2 separate regions of the Homo sapiens genome follow, and region 1 is linked to region 2. Evidence: read pairs that join two places in POLR2A ChIA-PET (ENCODE). Cell type or tissue: HepG2. All regions are shown on one strand. Links, peaks and the distances in the headings refer to the core of each region. The heading gives the core; the rest is flanking DNA. Region 1 overlaps KIF13A (kinesin family member 13A). Region 2 has its middle 47 kb from the start of KIF13A.

What was found. ChIA-PET counts read pairs that join two places held together with the same protein. Peaks named below come from ENCODE experiments on the same cell type or tissue, not always from the same donor. Only the 100,000 strongest peaks of a DNase experiment are listed, where the experiment ranks them.
Region 1: POLR2A ChIA-PET joins it to region 2 with 7 read pairs; 3 of 35 experiments call an interaction of 5 or more read pairs at or near these places.

Annotation. Positions count from the first base shown.
Region 1 is chr6:17,825,678-17,831,064 of GRCh38, forward strand. KIF13A (kinesin family member 13A) reads right to left here. Exons shown (of 39, transcript NM_022113.6): 14 at 2,563-2,693; 15 at 361-447; 16 at 91-257. Among named protein-coding and RNA genes, the nearest start is that of NUP153-AS1, 120 kb to the left of the region's middle. In HepG2, for the core only: no CTCF peak of the experiment used is centred there; no DNase peak of the experiment used is centred there.
Region 2 is chr6:18,031,823-18,037,209 of GRCh38, forward strand. No RefSeq gene overlaps it. Among named protein-coding and RNA genes, the nearest start is that of KIF13A, 47 kb to the left of the region's middle. In HepG2, for the core only: no CTCF peak of the experiment used is centred there; a DNase peak (open chromatin) is centred at 3,129.

The DNA.
Region 1 (5,387 bases), core at 300-5,299, 210 kb before region 2:
GGAATGACACCTGATGCATGCTTATCCCTCACTGAATGGTGTGAGGTGAGGAAATGCCCAAGGCGCTGGAACACAGAGTGAGGGTCTTACCATTACTATTCAGGGTTTTCATGATAACTTCCATCTGTGCAAATTCATAGTTATAGTCTGGTTCAGAGGAAGCCTCACTGGCTGCATCCAGGTCATGCTCTGGCGGGCCCGTTTCTTTTTCAAAGTCTTTCAACCAATCTCGACGTTTCCTCTTAGGTAAGTTTATTCTGTGGGGTTTTTCACCATTAGAGAAAATCAACTTGTTTTACACTTAAATAGATAACAGAAAAAATGTATACGAAAATATATTACAGAACACAAAGATGTTACCTAAAAAAGTGATTATTTCCCCATAGGATTCGGTCACCATGCCACAGCTGGGTGGTACTGCACACAAGGGTGCCGTTCACACAGGACCTGGGAGAACACGAGGGAAAATACCAGGTAAATGGGAAGGAGCACAAGACCTTGTCCTGGTAGCCAAAGAGATAACTAGGGGAGCTTTCTCTTAATAAATGCATTCCAACTAACGCTTAAAGAAGGAAGAGCAGAATGTGTAACCACTATGAAAACACACAATCTAAGCCATGAGGACCAAGGGCTGCCAACACCCCTCAGAGAATGACAACCTAACATGATGCACTCCTGATGGAGACAGAAAGCACCACCCATGGCTATTCTTGTCAAAATTTGAGCTGAACCTGATCAAGCTTCCACATTTAAATGCCAATTTAGGAAATACAGAGAACAATGGAGGATGTGAAATGATGCCATGGGATGCAGTGAGCAAAATCCTGACTGTGGGAACCTCTAGGATCAACAATGAGGTGACTTCAACAAATAAAATGCAAGGAAGAAGAGAGAGAGGCAGAGAGAGACAGGGATAAACAGACACACACACACACAGAAGAGAGGAAGAGGAAACCCATTTGTTAAAAGAGATCTAAGAGGAATACTATAAAACAATGGTAGGATCTTATCTGGATCCTAATTTCAAGAAACAACTGAAAAAGAAAACTGATGAGACAACTGGGGAAATCTGAACACTGACTGGCTATATGAAGATTAGTAACGAATTATTATTAATTATTTTAGGTATGATGATATTGAAACTATATTTAAGAATCTTCATCTTTTAGAGAGACATAGTGAGATATTTATAGATACAATGTTATAAAATCTGGAATCTACTTTAAAATAATTTTTTTTTCTGGGCATGGTGGTGGGCGCCTGTAATCCCAGCTACTTGGGAGGCGAGGCAGGAGGTTTGCTTGAACCTGGAAGGCAGAGGTTGCAGTGAGCCGAGATCTTGCCACTGTACTCCAGCCCGGGCAACAGAGTGAGACTCTGTCTCAAAATAAATTAAAAAAAAAATAAATAAATAAAATAATTTTTTTTCTTTTTGAGACATGGTCTTACTCTGGTTGTCCAGGCTGGAGTGCAATGGAGCAACTACGACTCACTACAGCCTCAACCTCGTGGGCTCAAGTGATCCTCCCACCTCAGCCTCCCGAGTAGCAGAGACTACAGGTGTGCACCACTATACCAGCTCATTTTTCGTATTTTTTTGTAGAGTAGGGGGTTTCGCCATGTTGCTCAGGCTGGTCTTGAACTCCTGGACTCAGGCAATATGCCCCCCTTGGCCTCCCAAAGTGCTGGGATTACAGGTGTGAGCCACTGTTCCTGGCCTGCTTTAGGAAGGAGGAGGAGATATGGAAGGCATATAAATAACAAAACTGTCTATGAGATGCTCATTTTTAAAACTGGAGGATGGGTCCATGGGGTTTCATTATATTATTCTCTCTACATTTTTTTTTTTTTTTGAGACAGGGTCTCGCTCTGTAACCTAGGCTAGGCTACAGTGCAGTGCTATGACCATGGCTCACTGTAGCCTCGACCTCTTGAGCTTCAGTGATCCTCCCACCTCAGCCTTGTAAGTAGCTGGGACTAGAGGAATTGAACACCATGCCCGGCTAATTTTCTTATTTATTTTCTGTAGCAACGGTGTCTCACTATACTGCCCAGGTTAGTCTTGAACTCCTGGGCTCAAGCAATACTCCTGCCTCAGCCTCCTAAAGTGCTGGGATTACAGGTGTGAGCCACCCCGCCTAGCCAATTTTCTGGTATTTAAAAACAAAACAAAACACTGGAGGTGGACAAGATAACTAAATAGTTAATTGAAGGTTAATTTGCCAAAGGACTGTCAGGTAAAGTTTGAAGAAAGAAAAGAAATGTCACTTTGAGTTTTCATTTTCCAATAAGTTACTCTTTTCACTTACTCTCATAATTGGACTCCTGATCTTTACAGGGTTCTAAAGCTCAGAGTTATGGATTAAGTGGAACTAGAACTCGCATACAAAAATAGTCACTCCTTCACAGTAATCACTCTCTACAATCAGAAAGCAAGGGCCCCCTGAGGACCCCCATGTATCCTTAACTTTAATATAGCTGAAAGCAAACAGAAAGAGGCAGCCTTCTCCTTCTGAAAATAAGGCACACAAGACACGTGAAGTCACCATTTACTTTTCTTACCTTGCATTTTCTTTTGGAGTGAGAGTGACGTCTCCATCAGATGCAATGTCAATCTCACAGTGCTGAGGCTGAATTCCTATGCCAAAAAGCTGGATATCTTGAGAGGTATCTGCACCCACCCTGGTGTGATCCTAGTAAAAGATTATTAAGGAAAGAAAAACCCACATTTATGAGTAACTCAGCAAAAATGTATCACAATCAATTTGAATAACGCAGCAGCATATGCACAAAAATATTAAACGAATCCTGCCAGAGATGTTAAATATCTTAAGCATTAAAAGTAAAACGCTTACCCTTAATACACCAAATTAAAAAAAAATGTTTAAACACTACCAAAAAAAATCCCCAATCAACAATGATTAGTTATTGTTTTTAACACAGGAAATTGGACTTGACAGTAGAATACTTTGAGTTTCAATTGTGACTTGACCACGGGGAAGCCATTTCACTCTCTGAGCCTCAGTTTCTTTGTTGGCAAAACCAGAATAATATTATCTATTTCACCTATTTAGATTTCTTTTAGGATCATCTGAGTTAACAGTGAAAGTGTTTTGAAAACAGTTACATAAATTTAAGAACCATTAAAAAGCAGTTTCATTGACAGTAATATTTTAAAATATTCAACTTTGAAAATGCTAAAAATTTTGAATTTCTAATACTGATATTACATACAGTATTAATGCCTGTGGGTCATACCATGTACAAACGTGTGATTTTTTTTTTTTTGACATGGTGTCTCACTCTGTCACCCAGGCTGGAGTGCAGTGGTGCAATCTCAGCTCATTGCAACCTCTGCCTCCTGGGTTCAAGCCATTCTCTTGCCTCAGCCTCCTGAGTAGTTGGGATTACAGGTATGCGCCACCACGTCTGGCTAATTTTTATTTTTAGTACAGATGGGGGTTTCACCATGTTCGCCAGCCTGGTCTTGAACTCCTGGCCTCAAGTGATCCGCCCGCCTTGGTCTCCCAAAGTTCTGGGATTACTGGCGTGAGACTGAGAACATTTTAAACTACAAACATAAACATACAACCCTTAGCCCTCAGGGCTATAATATCATTACATGTCTCATAGACTCCGGAAAACTCCACCAATACATGCGTGATAAAATGAGAGAGCAGAGCCAAACAACATGTTCGTGTTTATATTAAAGTAGTTTTGACCTCACAGGCCTCATGAAAGGTTCTCAGAGACCCCAGATCACACTTTTAGAACTGCTTGCTTACACTGCAAAGTGAGAAATAGGACATCTGATTGACACTGATAGCGTCCAATACAGTAAACACACTGCACCTGGCCTCATGTGATTTTAAGTACCTGAACCTCAGACATACGAGGACTGTGACTATTGGTGATTCAGCCACTGCTTATCCCATTTTTTTCTATTGCTCTTAAAATAGTTTAATAACTATAATAATACCTCCCTATTTGACAGAGAAAGTATAAGGATTGGTCTTTCAAAATCAGGATTTCAGAGACAATTCCTTACCCCTACTCATTGCCTAAATGAACAGATCTTAAGTTTGTTGGGGGACTCTCAATAACTCAGGGGCTATTTGTACCAAATTTACACCTCTAGGAAAAGTAGAAGGTGAGGCTCCTTGCTTCAATTTTGGCTTATTCTCCATTGCATTTTATGTATTTACTAGGCAGATCAGAATCCTTAACAAGGTGTCTCACTGTTCTCAAGCAGGCAATACCTTCGCATTTAGAGATTCAGGTGTGTGGACAGCATATGTAAGCTGCCTTCAAGGCCCCAGGTCCCCAATCCTTGAAAGTTCGTTTCTGTAACTCAGAAAGTGTGTGTATGTGTGAGATTAAAAATGCCCTGATGGTTGGCTGAATGCCTTATGTCAGTCACAGTGTCCTAAATCAATGTCAATCAGATATCTTATTTCTCACTTTGCAGAGTAAGCAAGCAGTTCTAAAAGTGTGATCTGAGAACCCCCGGGGTCTCTGAGAACCTTTCAGGAGGCCTATGAAGTCAAAACTACTTCAATAGAAACATGAACATGTTGTTTGCCTTTGCTCTCTCATTTTATCATGTGTGTGTGTATTGGTGGAATTTTCCAGAGTCTATGAGACATGTAATGATGTTATAGCCCTGAGGGCTAAGGGTTGTACGTTTATGTTTGTAGTTTAAAATGTTCTCAGTCTTAGGGTCCAATACAGTAAACACGGATATAACCCAGACACATGAAAGTTCTTTGGAGTCCTTGATACTTTTTTTAAGAGTGTAAATGGGTTCTGAAGTCAGAAAATTTGAGAAATGCTACAGTAAGCTATCCAACGTGGCATGTCCTGCGACCACAGTGGCAACAGGGCGGCCCCATCCCACCTCTACACCTGAAGGGTGATTATGGGACCAAAAGTTATTTCCTGAGGATGTGGGTTTACAAGGGATAGACCTAGAAGAACATTGTTGTCTATTTAATCTAGGACGAGGGTCTCCTTTAGGCTTGTGTTGATCTTGAGATCTCCTTGGAATTACTCAGAAGCATAACTAAGAACCTCCAGAGCTTCTCAGGAGCTTTGTGGAAGAACACAGATATTCCCAGAATCCTCACCATCTCACACCTAGAGCCTTCTCATAAAGCTAGGCATCACCTCGACACCTACTGTTGCCCACTTATGCCACTCTGAAGCCTGGACTCACAGGAGATCAGCCCCAACTGCACAGCCCCAGATGATACAAAATAGCTGTTTTTCCTTCTCAGTGGTGATCGGAGGGCACTATCCATCTTAGTTTTACTGAGGGCTAAGCTGGATACAAAAAGCAACATCACAGAGACAGGCACCCAGATTCAACTACGAACTGTATAGGAATG
Region 2 (5,387 bases), core at 219-5,218:
GCCTGGCCAGTTTGGCAATTTCTAACAAAGTTAAATGTATATCTACCTGAATGACTCAGCAATTCCACTTCTGCATATATACCCATAAATAAGTGTATATGTGCATAAAAAGATTTGTTTGTGAATGTTTTTAGCAGCCTTATTCATAATAGCCCCAAGGTGGAAACAACCAAAGTGTCCATCAATAGGAAAGTGGATAAACAAATTGTGGTATAATAATACAATGAAATACTACTCAGCAGAGAAAAGGAACAAATTGATACAGGCAACAGCATGGAAGGTGTTCAAAAACATTAGTTTGAATGAAAGAAGTCAGATACCATTAAAAATATATACTGTATGATCCCATTTATATAAAATTTAAGAACAAAAAACTATTGCTTTAAAAGTCAGAATGCAGGTGGGTGAGTATTAACTGGAGGCAGAAAGGGAGTTTTGGGGGTAATGAAAATGCTGTATCTTTATGTAGAAGATGATTATATAGAGGTGTATATATACAAACATTTTTTAATGTCAAAATTCATTTTAAGATATATGCATTTTACTATAAATTATACTTCAATACATAAATTATACTTCAATAAAGTAGTGATAAATGAATAAATAATCATAACGTAAAAATTGAAAGTCTGAAAACAATTGCTGATAATCCAGTCATCAATTAACACTCCCCCAGTCTTATTTCAGTGTATATTTATGTGGATAAAATATTATCACACATATATATTTTATTTTGCTTTTCCCCCTTATAACACTTTCTCATGACATTAAAAACTTCTTAGCCAGGTGTGGTGGTGCATGCCTGTAGTCCCAGCTGCTCAGGAGGCTGAGGCAGCAGATCACTTGAGCCCTGGAGTTTGAGACCAGCGTGGGCAACAAAGTGAGACCCTGTATCTACAAAAAGAAAAAAATAGCCAGGCAGACATGGTGGCACATGCCTGTAGTCCCAACTACTTGGGAGGCTAAGGTGGGAGGATCACTTGGACCGGGGAGTTTGAGGCTGCAGTGAGCTGTGATTGTGCCACTGTACTCCAGCCTGGCAACAGTCAGGCCCTATCTTAAAAAAAAAAAAAAAAGTTGGGGGGAGTGGAGCAGCAAAAACTAAAAACTAACATCTTGAATCTCTGCCTAGTGGCATAGTGCCCTGGCATCCTGATGTGGAGGTGCATGTAGTTCCAGACTGACTTATTATTAATAAATGTGAATGGACATTCTCCTCTGCAGAACTCTGGAGGCAGTACAAGACAGAAGACAGACTGAGATGAGGATAGCATCGTTCCTGCTTTTATAAATGGATTGTTGAGGGAGTAGGGAAGAACTAAGGAAAGCTTCACAGAAGAGATGTTTTCACTGGTCTAAAGGAAGAGTAGGGTTTGCTAGGCAGAGGGGAACCACAGGGAATAAGCAAAGGCGTGGAAGCACAGTGTTACAAGGTGCTGGGATCATGGAAGTGTGTAAGCATTACAGTGACATTATAATATTTGTGCTTAAAATTCTTCTCTGGAAGTGTTCTGGGCCAAGGAGGATGGATTGTATGTGGAAATATTGAGAGATATTAGGGACAGGTAGAAAAAATAAGGGACTCCTGATAATAGACAGGATTAATGGAATTGGGGTGGAGGAAATGTATTTGGGAGGTATTTGGGGACAATTGGGCCCTGAAGGTGAAAGGGAGAAATTTTATTCAGTAACAACTTCTGCTGAATTTACAATCCTGGCTATGCCATTGACTTAATTGTATGACTTTTGACAAGTCTCTTAACCTATTACGACTTCAGTTTCTAACCTGTAAAATAAATAAACTGGACTAGATTAGGACTAGATTCATGGTGTCACCTTCTCCTATATCAAAGGCAGATGTTGATGTTGAACATGGTCTTTTTCCTTGCCGAGCTGGGACAGGACTCCAGGCAGCCACCACCAATGATTGGAAGAGTTGAAATCTATATGCTTGCCCTGGACACAATAATCTCCAAGGTTATTCCCAGTTCTAAAAGTATTTTTATAAATTACATAATAATGGGCAGGTGCAGTGGCCCACACCTGTAAGCCCAGCATTTTGGGAGGTCAAGGGGGGCGAATTGCTTGAGCTCACGAATTAGAGACCAACCTGGGCAACATGGCAAAACCCTGTTTCTACAAAAAATACAAAAATTAGCCGGGCATGGTGGTGCACACCTGTAGTCCCAGATACCCAGGAGACTGAGGTAGGAGGAGGATTGCTTGAGCCTGGGAGGTGGAGATTGCACCACTGATGCCTGTAATCCCAGCTACTCAGGAGGCTGAGGTAGGAGAATCACTTGAACCCGGGAGGCGGAGGTTGTGGTGAGCCAAGATCGCCCCATTGCACTCCAGCCTGGGCAACAAGAGCGAAACTCCATCTCAAAAAAAAAAAAAAAAAAAAAAAAGATTGCACCACTGCACTCCAGCCTGGGGTATAGAGCCAGACCTTGTCTCAAAAAAAAAAAAAAAAAAAAAATTAAATAATAAATTACACATTCTTCAAATGGGAAGTGGAATTAGAAAAACTATATTAAATTAGGACCTGTAAGTAGTACTATAATGTGAACTTATTCCTTATTCTTTATTTGGGGGATTTGATTTTAATGAAAGGAATTTCTCATAGACTGTAAATAGTAATCAATACTAAATGATGAAAATGACAGTTGATTCCCTGTAATTAAGATAACTCCTTAGTTCCTATCATTTTCACAACCATATTCTCAGATGAGTTTATCATCTAAAAATATACATGAAGAAATAAAAATACAAGCCTTCTCTTGAACTCATTTTATTTGTTTGCTTAGTTATTTACTTATTTTTGGTAAGACAACATACATTTAACTATGTATTAATCCTGAGTACAAGTAAAAATTGCTTACAATATTTTTAAAGGAAGAAGTGAGAAGTTTCTGAAACCTAAGTGAAAAGATTTTTCTTTCTTCAAATAGGAGCAGATCTCTGTTTTTTTTTTTTTGTTTTAACATTTAAATAATGCGTTCAGCATTGACTACCAATAGCTTGATGTGAAGAATTTGCTGATTTCCCTGGTGTAAATGCTGCCACCACCATGGCTCATTGCCAGCTGCAACATGACGTCATTGAGCACAAAGTACAAACCCCGCTCTCTGGAGCTGGAACTAGCCAGCTCCCGCAAAGCAGCAGTGGTTTGGGTTCTTCTACTTTCTCTCTGCTATTTGCTTTGCTTAGGCCAATACTGTTGGCCAGTGAGCTGTATCCCGCCTGAAGAAGTATTTTGTCTGACTGCCACATTATTTTTGTTTTAAATTTAGATATAAATGTTTTCAAATAGAATGTGCTGTTTCCAGGTCAGGTGCAGTGGCTCATGCCTGTAATCCCAGCATTTTGGGAGGCCGAGGTGGGTGGGTCACCTGAGGTCAGGAGTTCGAGACTAGCCTGGCCCACATGGTGAAACCCTGTCTCTACTAAAAATACAAAAATTAGCCAGGCATGGTGGCCGGCGCCTGTAATCTCAGCTACTAGGGAGGCTGAGGCAGGAGAACTGCTTGAACCCGGGAGGAGGAGATTGCAGTGAGCCGAGACTGTGCCATTGTTCTCCAGGCTGGGCAACGGGAGTGAAACTGTTTCAAAAAACAAAAACAAAACAAAAAAAAAAAACGTGCTGTTTCCCCCAGCCACAGACTCTGCCACTTACCATGTCCCACACCAAGCCCACGTGGTTCCTGGGGCATTTGTTTGTGACTCCTGGTTTATACCATTGTCATCCCATCTGTCCTGCTGCTCCTCCCCTGCCACCACCCACAGACGCTGTCCCTGTCCTCACCACTCTCCGTGGAGAACACTGGTACGTTCTGTCGTCTCTTAAGAGCTTTTGTAGTTGACTCTGAATCCTAAGGCCTTAGTGAATGTCGAGTACATACCAGGTACTCGATAAATCTCAAGTAATATGTGAATGAACAAATAAACGTTTACTTATTTCATGAGCGGACTTTGTGTACAAAGCACTATGTCAAGGCTAAGTACTTTATAAGAAATGATTCCTTTGAAATGTGAACATCCTCCAAGATATTTAAAAATTAAACAATAGTCAAATAAAAATGTTATGTGTTAGACAAAACCCACTTTTGCCTAAGGGCATCTATCTAGTGTTATCATTTCACCCACATTAAATAAAGATAGCCCATGTTTTGGAAATAGTGACAGGTCCTGATGTCTAATAATCAAACTTGTAAGTAATATTGTGCAATTAATAACAATCACGTTATATTGCTATAGTATTTTGTAAATTTTGTAGTTCTAATTTTTTTCCACCTTTAAATTTATTTATTTTTATTTATTTTTTTGAGACAGGGTACTCACTCTGTTGCCCAGGCTGGAGTGCAGTGGCGTGATCTCAGCTCACTGCAACCTCCACCTGCTGGGTTCAAGCGATTCTCCTGCTTCAGCCTCCTGAGTAGCTGGAATTACAGGTGTGTGCCACCATGCCCGGCTAAATTTTTGTATTTTTTTTTTTTAGTAGAGATGGCGTTTCACCATGTTGGCCTGGCTGCTTTCAAACTCTCACTTTTAAAACTATTGAACTACTATCATGAGCCAGGCATTATGTTAAATTCACCATCCTTTTAAGATAAAAACTCTCAACAAACTAGAAGCAGAAGAGAATTTCCTCAACCTAATAAAGCCTATCTATTAAAAAAAAACCCACAGCTAACCTCAGACTTAATGATGAAAGACTGAATGGTTTCCCTCTAAGATTAAGAACAAGACAAGGACGTTCTCTCTTACCACCTTTAAAAAAAATTAAATGCTGGATATACAGTAGTAAAGAAAATATAAGATGAGTATATAAGGAAAGTAATAGACTCTTTTCCTTACTTTGTGCTCAGTGACACAAATTGGCAGCTTGAAATCAGCCATGGTGGTGGCAGTATTTACACCATGGAAATTGGCAAATGCTACAAATTAGGCTATTGGCAGGTATATATATGGAAGGTAAGATAAGGAAGGTAATATGTACACACTCCAAGTTAGAAAGGCAGCTTACTACACTTGAGCTCCGCAGGGTGGGAAAGAGCCAGTCGGACAAAACCTAGGGGAAGAGGCCTTCCCAGCAGAGGAAACCAGTACTTGTGATAGCCTTGAGCTGGCAAAGGGACTGGTGCATTCAGGAGCTGATAAAAGACCAGTGTGGCTGCAGCAGACTGACGGGTGAGAGAGGGCGAGTGGAGTTTGGAGTGTAGAAAGGGTTCTTCACATGGGACCTAACAGGCTAAGATGAGGAGTTTGGGTTCTATTCAAAATGCAGTGGGAAAAAGATCAACAAAATTGACAATTAGCTAGACTGACCAAGAATAAAAGAAGAATCAAATTCTACAATCAGAAACGAGAGGGGATATCACTACCAA